2 separate regions of the Homo sapiens genome follow, and region 1 is linked to region 2. Evidence: read pairs that join two places in POLR2A ChIA-PET (ENCODE). Cell type or tissue: Caco-2. All regions are shown on one strand. Each heading gives the region's core, and the rest is flanking DNA. Links, peaks and the distances in the headings are about the cores only. Region 1 overlaps BICC1 (BicC family RNA binding protein 1). Region 2 holds the start of LINC00844 (long intergenic non-protein coding RNA 844).

Region 1 (9,863 bases), core at 597-8,596, 240 kb before region 2:
ATTTTTTTTTTCTTTTTGGCCTAAGTTTCAATGACATTCTGGAAGATGAATTTCAGTTGGGTTTTGGGAAACTATTTCCAGCAGCGGTTGAGTCTGGATTTGATTCCACAGAGTTACAGCCGAGGCTTCTCTGCATTGGCCACACCTGCTTTCTTGAGCAACCTGAGAGACACTGCCTGTGGACATTTTCCACTACTTAGTGATTAGTCACCTCACAGTTCTGCTGTTTTTGCCGTGAGATAATTTCACTTTCTCCTTCTGCTCCTGCGTGTTCTATGTCTGTTTTCACCCATCTTTGCTTTTCCCATTTTCCTCTGGATTTATTTATTCTGTCCCTTACATTTCTTTATACATTTGCCTCTTCTTATCCTGGGAACCTCACACCTCTGCTTGTTCCATTTTCACTTGTTTCTGGATGTGTTGTATCTATTCCTTTGAAAAACGTTGCTCTTTTGTAACATGACCTGTCCCAGCATCATCAAGATAGAGACTTTTAAAAAATACTCCCTTTCGTATCTTAGAAGGCAATAGATCTTCTTTCCCAGCCAACCAGCTGGAAAGGCTTTTTTTTGCTTTTCCGTTTTTTGCATTTCCACGTAGACTGCGTTGCTCCTTGCTAGAGAAACCACAAGCATTCCTGTGTGAAATGAAACTCGCTGTTTTGTGATTTTGTGTGTGGGGGTGGAGAGGGGCATGGTAATATTTAGAGTCCCTGGCCTTTGCCTCCCAAAGGTTTGTCATTAACATTTTGTTGATTTTTAAGCTTGCTCTTATATTTAGGACCAGTTTACTGAGTTTACCTCCCATTCCCTTTCTAGCAGGACACCCAAGAGTCCTGTTTGCTCATTTCCTCTTGTCCTGGTCCCACCCTAAGGGTTTTCCATGGGCTCGCACTTCTCAAGGAGTTCTTGGGATCCAGGACCCTTTAGCAACTACTAGCCTTTTTTTTTTTTTTTTTTTTTTTTTTTTTTTTGCCAGAGTCTTCTCCTTAGCAACTGTAATGGCATATTAAGTTACCAGTTAATTCCTTTGTGAGGAAGCGTAGCAGTTTAATATCGAACAAAGGCATGTTTGAGCAAATATTGACAATTGAACACTTTAGCAACATTAAGATGCCTTTTATAATGGATCTGTCTTACAAAGAAAAGCGATAACTTTCTAGTCTCTTATGCTGTCCAAAACTCAGGGACTTCGTAGATTTAGATAACATGATTTCCTTGGTAGTTGGATTTCAGCAATATCATAGACTTTGATAGTGAAGCATGCTTGTATGCTATTTTCAAATAATTTTCATTGGTGCTAACATTTTTAAAAATTCAATTATTGTCTCACTGCTTTAATTTCTTAGTTACTCTAATAACAAAGCCCTTTTATTGTGCAGAGAAGTAACCGTATGTAATTTATAATACGGGATGCTGAACAGGACTTATCGTGTAACCCGCTACAAGACTTTAGAATATACAAGGACTGTATATAAAATAATGAGACCAAGTCTGTGGCTCAGGCATGAAATCAGCCACCTTGTTGAATGTTAAACTACTTTTATATAATGTTCTGTGGATTTGTATTTGTTCATGAGTATGTGAACATTTCTCCTCTATGAAATAAAGCTGTCAATGAGTTCTATGAAATCGTAACACATTTTCTATAGGACGAGTATTTGACGTTATGGTTAAATATAGTACCAATTTATCTACCCAACTATTATCATGTTTCTATGTTTCTACTGGAAAATGCACTCCTAATTGAGATGTCAGAGGTGAGAACTAAAGCCTCTGTGAGACTAGCATTTAAGAATGCAGAAGTAAATATCAGTGAGTCCATGCCAGAGTGGAGCTTATCAGTAAGTGATGTTATGGAGAGTATATATTCAGAGTCTCTGACTAAGGTTTCAGTTCCTTTAAGAGATTGAGTCCGTAAAAAGGGACAGGAAGGGCACAGGTCTTTTAATGCTGTACACCTATGTAATTTCACAAGAGCCAGGACCCCCCATCCAGGTCAGCCACTCTCAAGATATTCAAGACATAACTTCCTTCAGTGATTATTTGTATGTTTAGGTTGTTCTTGGGTAAACTGTGTTAGAACCAGAGATGCCATAAATATCAATGCAGTCTGTCCTTAAGCCTGTGGCTGCCAACTCAGATCAGCTGTGTACAGCTGACCTTTACATCAAAGGCTTCTCTTTTTGCTGCCACAGCAAAAGGTTTGAAGTTCTTGGCAGTCAGCAACACTGTGAAGAACACAAGGGGAAGATGCATTTCCTATCTCAGAAACAACCCATAGGAAGCAACCTTAGCAGTGGTGCTTGGTTTCCTAAGCCATTCTGCATAAGACATAACATACTGACACTTAACACATTTGCAGTATTTTTCCTTCTACTATCTTAAAAAAAAATATATGTAGTTTTAAAGTCATCCTATGAATGATTAGGCTTCTGTGAGCCAAACCTAGGTCAGTAGCCGTCATTAAAAATTTTTTTTGGTTGGAAAAATATGTTGTATATTTCACATAACCAGTTCATATAAACACTTACAGAATATAATCCATTCATAAGTTTGCGGTTCCCAAGTGTGTGTTTAGCATGTGCCATATATACTTATAGATTTGACATTATATAGGAGCCCCTCACTATAAGTGCCTAAAGGTTGCTAGATGATTACTAATGTATTCTTCCCCTACCAAATTGACAATTCTCTGCTACTGAATAAAAAATGGAACTTGTGATGTATCCTAGAACAGGCTATTAAATCACTGCCATGAGTATGACATTCACTAAGAAAGGAATTCCTGGCACATAGTTCATCTAGTTTTTCTCCTCTTCCCTATAAGGTCTGTGACAAAAAGGCAGTTCACTGTTCTTCTTGTCCCTGCCTGGTTACAAGGTTAGTTCTAATAACCAAACTGTGGGTCTAGATAGTAATTCTATTTCAACCCTGTAAATAATTACCCAAAGCTGCCAAGCTTAAGAAATGTTTTATCAGACATTTCTTCTCATCATCGGTAAGTCTAAGATAATGAAACAAATGGCACTAACTTTTTTTATTTTTTACTTGTGAAACATTTCTGTTTTGGGGAATAAAAGAGCAAGAGATTTTTAAAGCTCTGTTAAGTTCTGTAAAGTCTGATCAGAAAATGGAATTAAAATTAATAAAAACTGAGCTTTTGTTCTAATAAGATTTTTTTTAAGCTGGCCACTTGCTTAAGTCCAATTTAGCTTCCCAAGGACAGTATCTTTGATCATTAAAATATTTATTTATTTATTTATTTATTTATTTATTTATTTATTTATTTTGAGATGGAGTCTTGCTTTGTCACTCAGGCTGGAGTGCAGTGGCACAATCTCGGCTCATTGCAATGTCTGTCTCCCGGGTTCAAGTGATTCTTCTGCCTCAGCCTCCTGAGTAGCTGGGATTACAGGTGTGTGCCACCACACCCAGCTAATTTTTGTATTTTTAGTAGGGACGGGGTTTTGTCATGTTGGCCAGGCTGGTCTCGAACTCCTGACCTCAGATGATCTGACCACCTCAGCCTCCCAAAGTGCTGCAATTACAGGAGTGAGCAACCACACCTGGCCTGATCATTAAAATATTTAAGAGAGTGGCAATATAAGCAAAAATGATTCAATATAAACAAATACAAATTTCAATATAAACAAAAAGATTTATGAAACCTAAAATATTTGAAACTTTTCTAGAGAGAGAACACTAGTCTAAATATCTAGGAAGCAGGCATTTAAGTCCTTGTGCTGGCATATGAAATGGGTTAATTCCTTGATACAAACAGCTCTGGGTATTTATTGTATGTATTTGTATAGTGGCATAAAACATTCTTTACTAAGTTACAAGTCAAAACAGTAAAGGAATGAAAATGACTAAATTGTTCATTTGTTAATACAATATTTCCTGTTTACTCTTTTTCTATGGTGTAAAAGAAACTGAACATTGACTTTCTGTTTTGTAAAACCTAAAAATATAATTAAGAAGAAGAGAGCAGGCCTGGCGCGGTGGCTCACACCTGTAATCCCAGCACTTTGGGAGGCCGAGGCGGGTGGATCACGAGGTCAGGAGATCGAGACCATCCTGGCTAACACGGTGAAACCCCGTCTCTACTAAAAACACAAAAAATTAGCCGGGCTTGGTGGTGGGCGCCTGTCGTCCCAGCTACTCAGGAGGCTGAGGCAGGGGAATGGCGTGGACCTGGGAGGCGGAGCTTGCAGTGAGCCGAGATCGCGCTACCACACTCCAGCCTGGGCAGCAGAGTGAGACTCGTCTCAAAAGAAAAAGAAAAAAAAAAAAAAAAGAAGACAGCAAAGAAGTGAGAAAGGAGTTTTGGAAGGGGTTGTGATCATTTGCAATGTGACACGATGTTAGCTGCTTTTCATAAGCGCGTTTTAAGCAAATGTGTTCTTAGCTCTGTTTTTGGTTTTAATAGTAATTCCACTGTGAATTTGTATGTTGTGGAATGAGAGAATAGTGTTAAAAGGTGCCTGGTTGTTGCCAGATCTAAGAATGGGAATGATTTTCTCAGGCAACTCTTATTCCATCAAGTGTGTTAAATTACTGTAAATTACAATCATGCAGGAGATTGGTGGTCCCCAAATGACGTTTTCCACTATTTGCAGCTCCTTAGTGTATCTATACCTAACAGTTTTGCATCTTGTTAAACCGCAGCATTCATATATTACGCCTCTTCCACAGAGAAGCTCACATGTACATTCCAGGTGGAATCCCACCGTAATATATACATCACAACCAAACACCATAGAGTAGGTTTTCTGAATCATTTATTTAATTGGTATTTAATACAGAGGAATTTCTGTTTGCCAAAAAATGTTTTTTGTAATCTACTGTAAGCAGACTTAAATTGTCCTTGTTAATGGCTTTGAGAATTATTTTTTTTACCATTAAAGAATAATTTTCTGGGAAAATAAAAAATGATGAGACTCATACAGACATAAATTGAACACGTGTTAAAGATTTTATGAATCTTATTAATGGAGAACTAGGAAGATGTCATAACCATTCAAAGGAGAATCATAGATTTATATGGAATAAAGAAATGTGAGATGAATTTACAAATGGATCTGAAGCTGGCTTTTTCTAATGGGAGGAGGAATGTAAATTGAACCTCCAAGGGACAGAATTTATTTGTATTGTCTATAGAAAAGACTTACTTTGCTTTGGTCTCATTTATCTAAAACAGAGCTATGAAATATTTCAGAGGCAGTAAAATGCCAGAATCAGAGGACCCCAAAGGGTGTTCTCTAGACAATGCATTGTTTTCCATTGGAAACACCTAGTAATCCTTTTTGTTTATCACCCTGCCTGGCAAAATTTTTGTATATTTTTTTTTAATAGAGACAGGGTTTCACCATGTTGGCCAGGCTGGTCTTGAACTCCTGGACTCAAGTGATCTGCCTGCCTCAGCCTCCCAAAGTGCTGGGATTACAGGCGTGAGCCACTGCACCCAGCCTAAGAGACCAAGAATTTATGAACAGAATGACAAGTTTGTGTGAAAGTACATGATGCTAAGATACAGATGAAGGCTACCCCACCTCTGTGCTAGCTGTCTACAAAAGGAGCCGAGTGCGGCTGGAAAGAAAGTTGCTTCCTTTCCAATTCGAAGAGGAGGTATACAAATCCTAGAGCTGGGGGCAGTGACAAGGTTTAAAATCGATGTGAGAGAAACACTAAGGAATGAGTCAGTGAAAGATTTTAAACTCCATCACACCCAACTCAGTTTCTCTTTAAAGGAAATGGCAGAGATGCCCATCAATGTAGATTTTTAGAGATGGTTTATTGTGATTTCCCATTTATGTTAATTAGCTTTATCTGTCCCCTTTCATTTCTTTTGATAAAATCACTTAGAAAAATGTAGACGTAGTTATGTGTGTTAAATAATATAATTCAGTGTGACAAGGAGTTGCGTCCCTGAAGATGTGTTGTTGAGAATGGATGACAAACAGTTCAGGTCAACCTTGAGTAAGTGTGAGGAAAAAATAAAAATAAATAAATGAAGGATGTAATTGGGCTCCTCTCCTGGAGACTGAAAAGTAAGGACTGGCATGGAAATCTTTGATTTTTGGCAGTATATCATTATCTTTAGAGGTCTAGAAAAAGTGCCTACGTCATCCTTTCTATGAACACATTTCAGGAGCTGAGAAGTTCCTATCCATCATGAATAAAAGCAACCACTTGCATGTGGCTTTTCTAGAAAAAAATTCTTATAAAACATTTTCATCAGGAAAGAACCAGGAGTCTAAAGTCAGATGAAAGAACGTCAGACTGTAGAAATCAGCTTTGTAGGTATGAGTCCAGGATCAGTTTGAGGTCAAACCCCTTTGCACATGTTTTTAACTTTGCACCGCCCTCGCTCTCAGTGCTGGCTCCTCCACTCATCTTTGTTGCTAATTCATGTTTGAGAGAGTCTGCACAAACTCCCCACCCAGGCTGGTATGGGCCTTAATGCAAGTTTGTGTGTCCAGGAGACTCACAAATCTGATCAATTTCAAGGGCAAGTAAGTGAAAGCTGGAGAATGTACAAACAGAAAATCGAAAGCTATGGAAACTTGAAGAGACAAAACGAAAATGTAAGAAATGCCACTAAAATGAGAAAATATGGTCAAACATTGAGAACTGATTTGCAGATAAGCTTTATGGGAATGTCTGTGAAATATTGGAGAGTGTAGGTGTCAGATTTGCTGAGTACAGCAACAAAAAATATCTAAAGCATATAGTGGTAGTACCAAAATCAAGATTCATAAGGTTTTACATGATGTAGTATCTGGCCAAAAATGTGGTCAGCGTTGTTTTTTGTTTGTTTGTTTGTTTGTTTCCACACTATGTGGTAAAAGGAAGAAGAACAGGTTATTAAGTGGCCAGCATTCATCTTTATAATCTGTGGTGTCTGTGGTCAGTCCTGCTGCAGGGAATATCCAGCCTGTATGCTTACACATGTGGACTGGTTTTCATGATGGACCATTTCAGTGCCAGGTGGTGTACATGACATTAAGCTTCTGTACACACTCTTTTCAAAATTTTCTTTACATGAAAATTAACATCAGTTTTTATTATGAGATGGAAGTTAATAGTCATTGACAAAACTTGAAAATGTACTTTAAAAACTTTAAAAAACAAAGAGTTCTCTCTCTCCAGATCAACCTTACAAGTACATCACAGGATTTAAGCAATTTCATCGTAACACAAAGGAGGCCCAGTACATTCTTCAGTGCCAGAGCCAATCCACCTGTGTTGGTTAGACTCAATGAAACAGAAAGTTTATAGGTTCTAAATGTAAAATGGAGCCAGCCCTATTATGTTTGTTGTTTTAAGGCCCTGTGATATATTGTTTTTGTGAATGGGGGAAATATAGGAAAAAAAACACTGAGTTTTGAATTATTAACATACTATGATTTGCTTCATAATTCTCAGATGTAGTTCTGTCAGATCCTCAAAATGTGCACAAGATTGACCATCCCTTCCAGGAAGAAAAATAATATGCTTCCAATAATGAATACACTCTAAAAATATATGGTAGTTACTTTAAAAATATTGGAGATATTGGGAAAAATTATTAATATATATTTTTTCTTTTAAATGCTGTTAAGACACTAGTCACTGTAGCTGATAGCATGGGTTAGTCAACCTTCACAAGTGATTTTAAAACTGTGAGAGTATAGCCATAGCCCTGAGCTTTTCCCAAGACAGCATCCCAAAGAACAAGTTAAATGTGATTTAAATGGAAGAAGAAAATATTTTGAGGTACAAGTGGACTCAATAAATTTAGGAATTACTATATTTGAAGGAAAAAAGAAAGCATAGTGGTTCCTACTAATGGATTGTGCCTCACTGACCATTAGAATTACATACACAGGAGAGATCCTTGAGGAGTTAAGTTCTGAGTACAGACTAGTGTTTATATTAAAGGACAAGATCACATGCTGGTGATCTGTTAACCTTTGGATTGCTTTTTCTACAGTGTTCTTTCTTAAACTGTGGAGATCCCCATTGCACCACCCAGAAAAGAGAGAAGAGTAATGAATTTTGGACCTGGCACGTTGAAATTAAAGAGCATGAAGAAAGTGAGAAGTTGTTTACTAGGCGTTTGAGACTAGCTGGGAGGCTTGGAATAGAGGCCTAAACTAGGAAACTGGAATTGGAAAGAATCACAATACTAGATAGTAAAGTTACACAAGTAGACGCCCTAGGCAAAAGGCCTGGAAGAGAATAAAGCCAAAGGGATCACTTCTAAGAGCAGAGGCAGAGAAGACAGGAAACTAACAAGGAATATCAAATGAAGACTCACAGGCATGGAATTGCTATACATTTAGTGGTGTTTGGGGGCCCTCAGAAGGTACAGGTACAGGTACAGTAACACATACTGATGTTTACTTACACTTAAAATGAAATAGGCACTATTGTCAAAACCATTTAATGAGTGAGGAAACTGAGTTCACTTCAGTAGACCCAGGACTCATACCTGTATTACTCTGAGAATAGCCAGTTGCCTACATTAGGCTTTTGAAAGCTTAATTAGACAAATGATGAAACAGAGAACTAGACATGACAGTGAATTGGCAGAAACACTGTTTCTTCAGAGGCCCATAATCAGCTTACATACCTAGAGACCCTAGACTGAGCCATAGAAGTGGAAACAAATCTGATTTATATGACTGTGGAGAAAATCTTGTACTTGGAATGCTGTACCCTGTTCTCGACACATTATTGGCAGAAAGATACATATCAAGGAAAGGACCTGGAATTCACTTGTGGATGAAAAAGCAAAAGAAATAAATGTGTAAGGCAGTAAAAGTATATAGAAAGTGAAGGTGATACTCATGTATGTGCTGACATAACAGAAGGAAAATGACCTGAGTAAGCATAAAACTGATGCCAGAGTCAGGAAGAGAAACATAGAGCCTGGAAATTGATCACTAATTTCCTTCTTTTTTTTTTTTTTTTTTTTGTTCTAGGCTTGACATTTTCCACTTTCTTTCTCCTAAAACAAGAAAGGGGACAGGTTGTAGATTTTATGTCTTTAATTTTCTTTAATTCTTGCCTAACAGTGATAAAAACATAAGATCAGTGGGCTGAAATTTAGGGACACTGAGGGAATGAAAATAGAAAACTAAACCTGGATAAGTTCATCAGCATGTCTGGGAATAATCAACAGGTTATATGAGAAACAGGTTTTAGTTAAGTTACTAATCTGGAATAATCAAGGTGATAACTGTAAATTAGGAGAAAGTTTGAATCTAAGAGCTTGTATTAAAAGAAAGTTTTCTTTTCCTCTTTTGGGTTACATAACCAAATTATGGTCTAATATTCCTAGGGAAACTAGCTTAATAATTAGTTGCTGCAGTTTTGTAGGTAGTATGGGTTTTTTGTTTGTTTTTTTGTTTTGTTTTGTTTTGTTTTTGAGACAGTCTTGCTCTGTTGCCCAGGCTGGAGTGCAGTGGTGCGATCTCTGCTCACTGCAACCTCCGCCTCTCCGTTCAAGCAATTTTTGTGCTTCGGCCTCGCAAGCCTGGCTAATTTTTTTTTCTATTTTTGGTAGAGATGGGGTTTCAACATGTTGGCCAGGCTGGTCTCGAACTCCTGACCTCAGGCCATCCACCCACCTCAGCCTCCCAAAAGTGCTGGCATTACAGGTGTGAGCCACCATGCCTGGCCTGGTAGTGTGTATTTTTAAATGTGTGCAAAGTGGGCTTCCACAGGACCTATGTTGTTTGAATAGGACCTCTCTTGCCTAAACATTTTTATTTACATTCATTCATCTATCAAACATGTTCTTTAAAGTAACGGTGAACTCCAGACTTGCACAAAATTTTTATATTATTATAAATTAGTGAAGTTCACATTAAT
Region 2 (9,863 bases), core at 1,018-9,017:
CTTAAATACTTATATACAGCTTAAATATGAGTTGTTTAATTTAATCCTCACTACTAATATGTAATGTGGATATTCTTATTATCGTCATTTTACAAATAAAGAAATTTAAGTTCAGGTTGCAATGATTACGCAATGTTATCCAGCTAGGGAAGAGCAAAGGAGAATCATTAACCTTTATCTTTTCACTCCAAAGTCCAGACTTCTAAATCTGATTTCTGTCACACAGCTCCTGGATTCTGCCATTGTAGCTTGAAAATAGCCACAGAGTGCATATAAACAAATGGGCACGTATGTATTCCAGTGAAACTTGATTTATACCACAGGTGGGCCTGATTTGGCACACTGGCTGTAGTTTTCAGTCCTTAATATAAGTTCTAGTCCAGGCTATATTATTAAAAATGGCAATAATAAGATAATAAAAATACCAATAGCTAACACTTATTAAGCGATTCAGGAAATATATTTGCTTCCTCCAACTTATCTCATTTAATAAACCGAATCACAGAATAGTTATGTCACTCAAGGTCATTGAGCTATTGCTTGTAAAGTTAGATTTAAGCCCAGGTCTGCTGACTTAGGCATTCCCTCGAGGCCTTAGAATTATGACAGGAAACTCCTGCTGTCACCAAAATCGGACAACAGAGCTGCAGGATCTAAAATAAGTGACTTTGGGTGGGTGGACCCTTGTTATAGTTAGTCATTCCGTCATCTTTGATGACATGAAATCCAGAAAAATGGGGAAACATGACCCTTGTGTTCCCACAGGTTGGAGCGTGGGGATGTTAGCTGCCTAGTACAAGCCCATCACTGCATGATGTACCCTCAATGACACAGGACTCTGGAGACAGGAGGCTCTGGGGGGAAGTCTGTTGCCCCTCTTGGCATTTATACCTGCTCTCTCTAGGCCATTATTGCTTTCTAATATGCAATGTAAATATTTTCCTGCTTTTGAATCTCTAATAAAGAATGTATTTAAATAGAATTATGCAAAAATCACACAAGCCAGAGTTACAAACATTATATCAGACAGAATAAGATACCATTTCCATCTCATTCTGCCTCACCTTCAGGGAGTGTATGTTTGGTGCCAGCAACAATCCCATTCAGCAGGCAAGGCAAGCAGGCAGAGTTTTTCTGGACTGGTCATGTGTATTACCCTCATGGTGCTTCAGAAGGATGCTGTCACTGAGGCTACAGTACTAGAATCCTGGCCTCAGGAATGTGGCTTGGTGGCAAAGTGATCATTTTAGACAGGCATGACTGATTTTTTCAATGAAATAATGGTCTGTATTCAAAGCTTCCCTTAACATAGAGAAAGTATACAGATTAATTTCCAACATTACAAGAATCAAATCAGCTTCCTCTGATTTTCTTCCATTGGCAAACCTTGTTGCTTGCTCCACAGACTCCATAGGGAAGACAACATCCTGAGACCTTAGGATCTTCAGGTTGCCTTCATTGCTGTTGGGATAAGCCATAGCTGTGTAAAATATGGTACTATGAGAAGGGGGAGAAAGTGAAAGAAAGATAAGGAAGGATGAGCAAAATAACACCTTTGACTAGTTTATAAAAAGAAGTGGTGGGGAGAGGGGAAAATTGGAGCTGGTATTCAATGGTATAGAGTTTCAGTTTTGCAAGATGAAACGTTCTAGAGATCTGTTGCACGACAATGCTAATATATTGCTATTTAACAATACTGAACTGTACACTTAAAAATGGTTAAGATGGTAAATTTTATGTTGTGTGTTCTTTACCACAATTTCAAAAAAGAAGACTAAGAAGTGTTCAAATGCCAGTTTCATGACTATCTGTGTGAGACTGAGGATACTTAGGAGCCTAGTTTTCCTCACTGGTAAAATCGGGGTTATGATTCCTAACTCATTACATAAGGTTAAATGAGATGTAGTACATACAGTGTCAACAGTACTTCCTACTAGTAGAATCTCAATAAAAGCTAGTGCTCTTTTCCCTATCACTCTTCCCCAACACTTTGCCCATTGCTTAGGTAGCAGATTTTATCTTCTTATGGGATATTTTTCCAGGAAGATTAAAAATACTCTGGGTAGTACCTAGTTCTGGGTGCTGAGAGGAGTAGTGACGGAATGTCAAGAGTGCCCCCATGTAGGCTTCTGGGTGAGGAGACAAGAAAGGAAGTGTGTGAGCATACAGTAACATACACACACAATCACACACTCACACAAATCAATTAAGCAGAGTGCAAGACAGGTACATTAACAATTACTAAACCCAGAACCTTAGACAATCAGTACTCCAGATGTTTACAGAAGTGAGAGAGCAGAGTAAGCTGGATCAGTGCTTTTCAAACTTGAAAGTGCAATCAAATTCCCTGGGGAGCTTGTTAGAATGCAGATTCTGATTTCGTAGATCTGGGGGTGGGGCCCGAGATTCTGTATTTCTAATAGGTTTCTGGTCTACTTTGTTTATTCATGCATTTATGAATTCACTATTGACTCTGTCATGTGCCATGTATTTTACTATAAAGGAGGAATAAAACAATGATGAAAATATAGCCTTTCTTTCAAAAAAGATAACAGACAGGTAAAGTAAAGATTAAAATACAGAATGGTAAGTGGTAGAAATATTCCCAGGGTTCTATCGGAGCCCAGAGGCATGAGATACAGATTGAATGCTTCATGACGACTGGATAGGAGTTTAAGGGCAGTTCAATAGCATGCCCTTCAATAGGATGGGAGTGTTCAATAGCATTTTTAAGATTGTCGTGATAGGACCAAAGCAAAGGGTCTGGGAAGAAGAGTGGAGAGAGAGAAAGAGCTGGACAGTGGTCAGCGGCCAAGTTGTAAAGATTCTTGTGTGCCAAGCCAAGGTGTTGACACAACATTCTGAAAGCTAAAGTGACCTGTGCAAGGAAATCCAGAGGGAGCTCAGAGGGTCCCATCTCAAGATGGTGTGTTCTCAGCCTTGATCTTTCTATAAGTGACTATACCAGCTCCTGTCTAGGACCTAAGCTCTTGACAATGTTTTACCTGATTGAGTGTCCACCTCTTTCTTCTACCCCAAACATGTGAGCCACATTTCTTCTACTCTATGGTTTTCTTTAGAAGAGGTTAGTAATGCACAATGAAACAAAACTAATTTGTCCAAAGCAGAGCCCTTCAGAAGTTAAGAGAAGTTCCAGCAACCTTGAGTATTCGAGTCTCCTGGTTTATTTAAAAAATAAAACAGGCCAGAATAAAGTGATGACATTTACAGAATATTTTAAATATTTTCATTAAATAAATGAAAACTTTTGTCACAGTAAGTATGTTGCAAGAGAGTGTTATTTTAAAGATAATTATCATTTTATAAACATTAAAGTACATTAGAACCAGAATGGGGCATAAGATTAATGCCTGCTTTTAATTCTGTATCTTCGTGGTTTTATATATATAACCTAATTTGAAAGCAAGAAAAGTGAAAAGGTGAAGACTTTTGTAAATGTGAGGCTGGCTGTAACCGTCTCTGCCCCTTTTCTCCCTCCCTACCTACCTAACAGTCCCTGATCTAGGAATTTTGGAGATTCTGTTTTTCTTTTCTAATTATTGGAGAAAGCACTACAATGCACAGAGCACTAGATTTCATAGAGAAAAGCAATTGAAGGGTAGGCAAGGTGACCAAGTACCAAATATCAGTGACTTTTAAAGACCACCTTGAGAGCCAAAGAACCCGCTGTGTTGCTCCAACCTGATGCCAACATGGACACATGCAGCAGAATGACAAAAACCACCGCAGAGGAAACAGGCATGTCAGCAAGTAAGAGACAGACTGGCGAGTCCTCTATTATCACCCCTCTTTTTTTTGTTGGCTTAGTGGAAGATTTCCTGATTTGAAAAGACAAGTTTATTTTTGAGACAATGAAACACAAATGAATGTGCAAAGAAAAGGCATATCTGGCTAGGCACGGTGGCTCACGCCTATAATTCCAGCACTTTGGGAGGCTGAGGTGGGCGGATTATGAGCTCAAGAGATCAAGACCATCCTGGCCAACATGGTGAAACCCCATCTTTACTAAAAATACAAAAATTAGCTGGGCGTGGTGGCGCATGCCTGTAGTCCCAGCTACTCATGAGGCTGAGGCAGGAGAATCACTTGAACCCGGGAGGCGGAGGTTGCATGCAATGAGCCGAGATTGCACCACTGTACTCCAGCCTGGCGACAGAACGAGACTCCGTCTCAAAAAAAAAAAAAAAAAAAAAAAAAAAAAAAAAAAAAGAAAAGAAAAAAGCATATCTGCCAGCCAAGAATCAGTTTTCAGCTTAAAACACAATAATACAGACCAAATTTAGCTCCTGTTCCCTGAACCAGTGGCAAAAGCAGCTAGTGCACGTGCCCAGGAAGCCACATGCAGCATGTTTATCCCACTATCCAGCTCTGTGGTGCTTTACTGGTTCTACACGTTAGGATTACAGATCCTTGTAGGAATAGCTTCTGCGCTTTAATGATTTCTTAAGAAAAAATAAAACAAGATCTAGATCATAGACTCCCATCAGAGAGCTTACTGGGAGAAAGAGCTGTATCGTGAATTATGAAGATTAAAGGGGCATCCAACAAGGGGAAAAATTAAACTATTATCTCGTTACTTTGGTAAATTAAAATTGCCAGGCCTAGGCAAAGATCTGACTGGCCAGAGTGAATTTTGGAGTGAAATTTTATGGTTATGTCTTTTAAAAGCCATGTAAATCAGCAAGCGTAAAGCTGACAGGACCTTGCAGGCTTCAGCAAGAACACACTGTCCCTCTCATTTATTTAAAAGAATGCTGCCCCTGCTCAAAGGCCTGCAGTGAGCCATGCCAATGTGGTTTGGCTGGACTGTGAGTGCTTGATGCAGTCTGATAGGAGGATGGGGGTGGCGCAGAGAACATTGAAATCAGAAAGGATTCTGCTCTGTAGAGACAAAGGAAACACAGAGACATAGACATGGATCTGGGAAATACACCTTTTGCTACTCGTTCAGTTTTAGCAAGGAGGTTTCTTGCATGGCTAAGCAAAACTTAAACTTCCTCTGAGAATTACAGGAATTACAGGACCTGACAAAGCTATGAAGATTAAAGTAAGTTAAATTGACTACTTTGACCAGTCTATGATTAAATGCCCTATATAGGATGTAGAGACAGGTGTCTGGTTCAGAAGAGGAAGGGAAGATTGGAAACTGGTTGGAGTAAGAACTGAGCCTGTGGACTATGAGAATGTCAGAGCAGAAAGGGCTTTAGAGTGAATCTGGATACCCTCATTTATATAGATGTGGCAATGGAAGGAGACCCCAGGTGATTTTCTTAGGGTCACACGGTGATACCTTGTTGTGATGAATATATACAGCTAGTAGAACTTTTGATTAATGTGAGTGCGGCAGATTTATTGCAACAGGGGCTCCAATTCTTTTCTTCTCTCTATCCAAGCACCATGGGATGTAACTTTGTAGCTCCTCCCATCAAGAAGTCTACTCAAGAGGTCTCATTGAGGTCTACTTCCTGTACCTCCAAACCTGGGTTGGCTTTGAGACTTGCTTTGGTTAGTAGAATGCAGCAGATGTGATGCTATGCAGTCCCAGGCCTACGCCTCAAAAGCTGTGCTTGCTTCTGCTCCTTCTCTTGACCTTTGCCTCTATTAGCCCTGACTAGCCTGCTGAAGGGACAGAGACCACAGGCACAGAGCTGAGGTGTGCCAGCTGAGGCCATCTGAAACATGGGAGAGAGAGATGGCTATGGTCAAAGAAATGCTCAGCCAGGCCTGACCAAGATCAACAGAACCCACCAGCTAACTGTGAATGTGAGAACAGTAAGAATGGCTGCTGTTTTAAGCCTCTTAAGTTTTGGAGGTGGTTGTTTGCAACATTCTTGTGGCAACACTTGGCTAGTCAGTGGTGCTATAATGAGAGGTTGGTCACTGAGAGGAGAAAGAGGGAGCAGGATAATCCCTGGCATGGTAGGTCTTGCAGTTTCCATCATGGAGTATGGTGGCCAATTTAAGAAAGAAACTGTCCTGGAAACAGATCCCAGAAAAATCTCCTCACTGTGATTGTGGCATTGTGCTGTCTAAATGCCAGACAATCCTGAAGGGTTTGTATCATCACTTCCTAAATTAGAAATGATCCTAGGGCTCTTCCAATTCTGATTTTATAGAAAAGGAAGCAGAGGCTGCGCAGTGTTAAGGCAAGACTAGCTGCTTAAGTTAATGGGCCCAACACAAAACAAAACTGTGGAGTCCCTTGTTAAAAAATTACTAAGATGGTGACAGCAGGGCCTTAAACTAAGCACAAAGCCCTTTTAAGTATGGGACTCTGTGAGACCGCACAGATCTTATGCCCATGAAGCTGACCCAGATTTAGGCAATTTGTCCAAGGACATCACTTCGGAAGATTCATCCATCAGGCTATTCTTTACCCAAAAATGTAACTTGGTATATTTGTTAACTGCTAGTTCAAGAAGCAGGGCAGGAACCTAAGGCCTCTAGTTCCCACTCCAGTGATTCTTCTTTTTTTTTGTTTTTGACAGACCTATAGGAAGAAAATCTGAACCAGAAACAGTATGGCAGAATTGGGATCTGACTCACAGAGGGAAGAACTTATAATTCTTCACAGGTCACATAGAAGCATGAGAATTTGGGTTCAAGCAAGTAAATTCTAAATCAGAATCCATACATAAAGTGTTTGCAATGTCCAGTTATATCTCCATGATATTTTCTTTGTGGAAGTTGATTGTTCTTCCTTACAATAAATTGCTTGAATTGTCTGTCTATTCATTTAGCTATTTCTTTTCTTGTCTTTGCGATATTTTTTTTTGTAAGTAAAAAATTTTCAGACTAAATAACAGGGTGTAATTTTTTGCTTTGTTTCTCCTAAGTTTTGTCTTGTTTATGACATTAATAATTTTCTAAAATCTCTGATTTCTTTTCTGTAGAATGCTTGAAAAATGACAGCTCAATATGCACATTACCCCATCCCTAACCACCTTCGTCACTACTTTGAATACTCTTCTCTCACCCGACACTGCAGTTAAATATGATTGGAATCCTTGTTTCTATAGTAAACCAGTCTACTTTATTTTATGGATGATTAATTTAAAAAATTAAACTCTGGGCTTCCTTCAGGTTTTCTAAGGTTTTTCCCACTGGCTTATAATGGAAAATTCAAAAAGGGCCTCTCAGGTAACAGAGACAAGTTTGTAGATTTAAAAAAAAATTCCTTTAGAAAAGACAAGGTTTCTGTGACCTCCTTTTTGTGAGACAATGAAAGTGACAAGACAAGATCTTAAATAATAAAGTTAAAGCCATCAGTAAAGGCAAAAGTCAAAGATGTGAAACATCTGTGAGAACACACGTAAAAGCTAGTGGGGATATCTCGAGGAACAGAGCTCAGTTTTGCATCAAAGTTCAGGCCAACTGAACACCAAGGCTTGATGGCAGCCAGAGTCTTGCTGTGTAGAGTCTGGTTGCTTTCTGAATGGACACGGATTCTTGCTTTGAAGATTACTTGTTAACTCACCAAACACACCCAGCCCAGCTACCTGCATCATTCCTTTGTCAAGGTTCCCACCTACCTGGCCCAGCTGCAGGTGAAGGCCAGATTCTCAGGGTATTTTACCCATCCCCACTTCTTCTCTTTTAAAAATCACTATTCTGAATTTACAGTTGGCCAATGACCTCTAACTGGATTAATAAAATGTCTAATTTAGTTTGGAACATTGAGCTTCTGTTTCACTTTGGCTTGTTCAGGTTTTTATTAAATCAGAATAAATTTTCATAGTCCCCATGGAAATGCCAGCCTTCTCCATTAAGTTGGCAAAACATTTCCATTTCCAAAGAAGTATTAAAACCTGTTTCCGGCCAGGCATGGTGGCTCACGCCTGTAATCCCAGCACTTTGGAAGGCCAAGGCGGGCAGATCACAAGGTCAGGATATCAAGACCATCCTGGCCAACACGGTGAAACCCCATCTCTACTAAAAATACAAAAAATTAGCTAGGCATGGTGGCACGTGCCTGTAATCCCAGCTACTAGGGAGGCCGAGGCAGGAGAATCGCTTGAACCAGGGAGGCAGAGGTTGCAGTTAGCCAAGATTACAGCACTGCACTCCAGCCTGGCGACAGAACGAGACTCTGTCTCAAACCACCACCCCACCCCACCCCCCCAAAAAAAACCCCTGTTTCCAGAGAAGGTCCTGTATTGGTCAGGACTGGTCAAATAAACATGGGTCATAATAATCATGACGTCCTGTCCTGGTTTTTATCTTTTGGGTATGGTTTGTCTTTTGCTACTTGGTGTTTCTACCCAATCTATTTCATATCTGTTTCCCGCGTTTCTCTTGTATATTTCAGCCCAAACACCAAAGCTGTGATCCATTTTTAGTTTCCAAGGTCACATTGGCACAGAAATCTTTCTGCAGGCATCCCTTGAGGAAAACACCAAACTACAACTTTCTGCCCTTAAGCTAAAGGCTGTATAAGCCTCTAGCTTCTTGCCTTCTGTTCAGCTGGGGATTTTTCTCTTCCTTTTTTATTCACTCTTTTTCCATTTCCTTCTCTTGGCACCAGGTACCCCAGATTCCTTTCTCTTGCTCTCTCCTGCTTTCTTTCATTTGACCCTGAAAGCCAAAATGCTGATAAGCTCCCTTCCTTTGCCTCATTAAAAAATTGCCATAAAATTTATAGCTGACTTAGGCCAACCATCGCTGATCTTCTTGATTTAGTTACTGCCAAGAAGTGTTTTATGATCATCCACTGACTTATTTACAACAAACCCAATGAAGTCCTTGGTATTAGGAGCCTGTATAGATATTACTTGTTTGGAAAATAGGGTGGGTACTTAGGTACTTGAATTTCTCTGTGTAGGCTGGGGTGGTTTGGGTTGTTTTGCTTATGCATTTCATATGGAAAGGCATAATCCCAAGCCTTCATATGTAATAACATGGACTCATTGTGCTGCTGTGTGGCAAATGTATACAGCCCTGAGACAGCACAGGAAATTTTCCAATACTTCTCTAAGCATTAGTTTCAGGAGGCCATTTGTGAGGCTGGTAAGAGAAAACAAATTGTGTTGGTCATAATAAAATTGTCCGTTGGTGGAAACTGTTTGAATACCTCAACGTAATGAGGTTAATTGATTATACAAAAGTGATTTAGAGGCTGATGTAATAACCACCTGTTTTGAGTCTGCTATTTGAAAGACGGGTCAGGGCAGGAATAAATTAAATGTTTGCAACATTTGAATTGTGTTGATTGTTCAGTTGTGTATTTAGAATATGTGAAAGGGATCTGTTCCCCCTGTAATCCCTGATGCTGTTGTTGGTCACAACATAAATTTAAGGTGTTCAATAGTACCAAAGCTCTTTAACGGGTGAGGCTTTGTCCTGAGTAAAACAGTGTAATTACCTGGAACAGATCCATAAAGAAGAGTTGTAATGCATGTTTCCAAAGAGAAATCCTGACTGTATTTTTTGGAAAGTGAACCCTAAAACAATGGTGCCAGGAATTACTCGAACACTTCATTGTCATAGAAGAAATCTGATGTCTGAGGAACAGTTGTAATAATCTGCCTTCTCTGTTTGCTTCCCCCAACCTGGCTAAGGATTGACTTAGGGTCTGGGGTGGTGGCAATAAAGATTAAGTGTCTGCAACTGCACTACTGATTACTATATGTTCCTTTGCTGAGGCCACTGCTATTTTCTAAAGAGTTGCTAGTGGAGAAGAGCCTGGTGATGAAGGTAGAAAAATAAAGACTCACTTCTTTAAGTTTAAAGTGTACTTCACCCAATAAATACAGAAGCCAGAAAAAGGAGTGATCATAGCAGGCAAATCTGACACAGCACTGTTAGAGAAGTGCCACTTGGTAAGTCAGGAACTGTGGTTGCAT

The links. ChIA-PET counts read pairs that join two places held together with the same protein. Peaks named below come from ENCODE experiments on the same cell type or tissue, not always from the same donor. Only the 100,000 strongest peaks of a DNase experiment are listed, where the experiment ranks them.
Region 1: POLR2A ChIA-PET joins it to region 2 with 13 read pairs; 2 of 35 experiments call an interaction of 5 or more read pairs at or near these places.

Annotation. Positions count from the first base shown.
Region 1 is chr10:58,755,686-58,765,548 of GRCh38, forward strand. The region is part of intron 3 of BICC1 (BicC family RNA binding protein 1); the gene reads left to right. Among named protein-coding and RNA genes, the nearest start is that of LINC00844, 240 kb to the right of the region's middle. In Caco-2, for the core only: no CTCF peak of the experiment used is centred there; no DNase peak of the experiment used is centred there.
Region 2 is chr10:58,994,720-59,004,582 of GRCh38, forward strand. It overlaps LINC00844 (long intergenic non-protein coding RNA 844), which reads left to right and starts at 4,799. Exons shown (of 2, transcript NR_108046.1): 1 at 4,799-5,068; 2 at 6,510-6,898. In Caco-2, for the core only: no CTCF peak of the experiment used is centred there; a DNase peak (open chromatin) is centred at 7,502.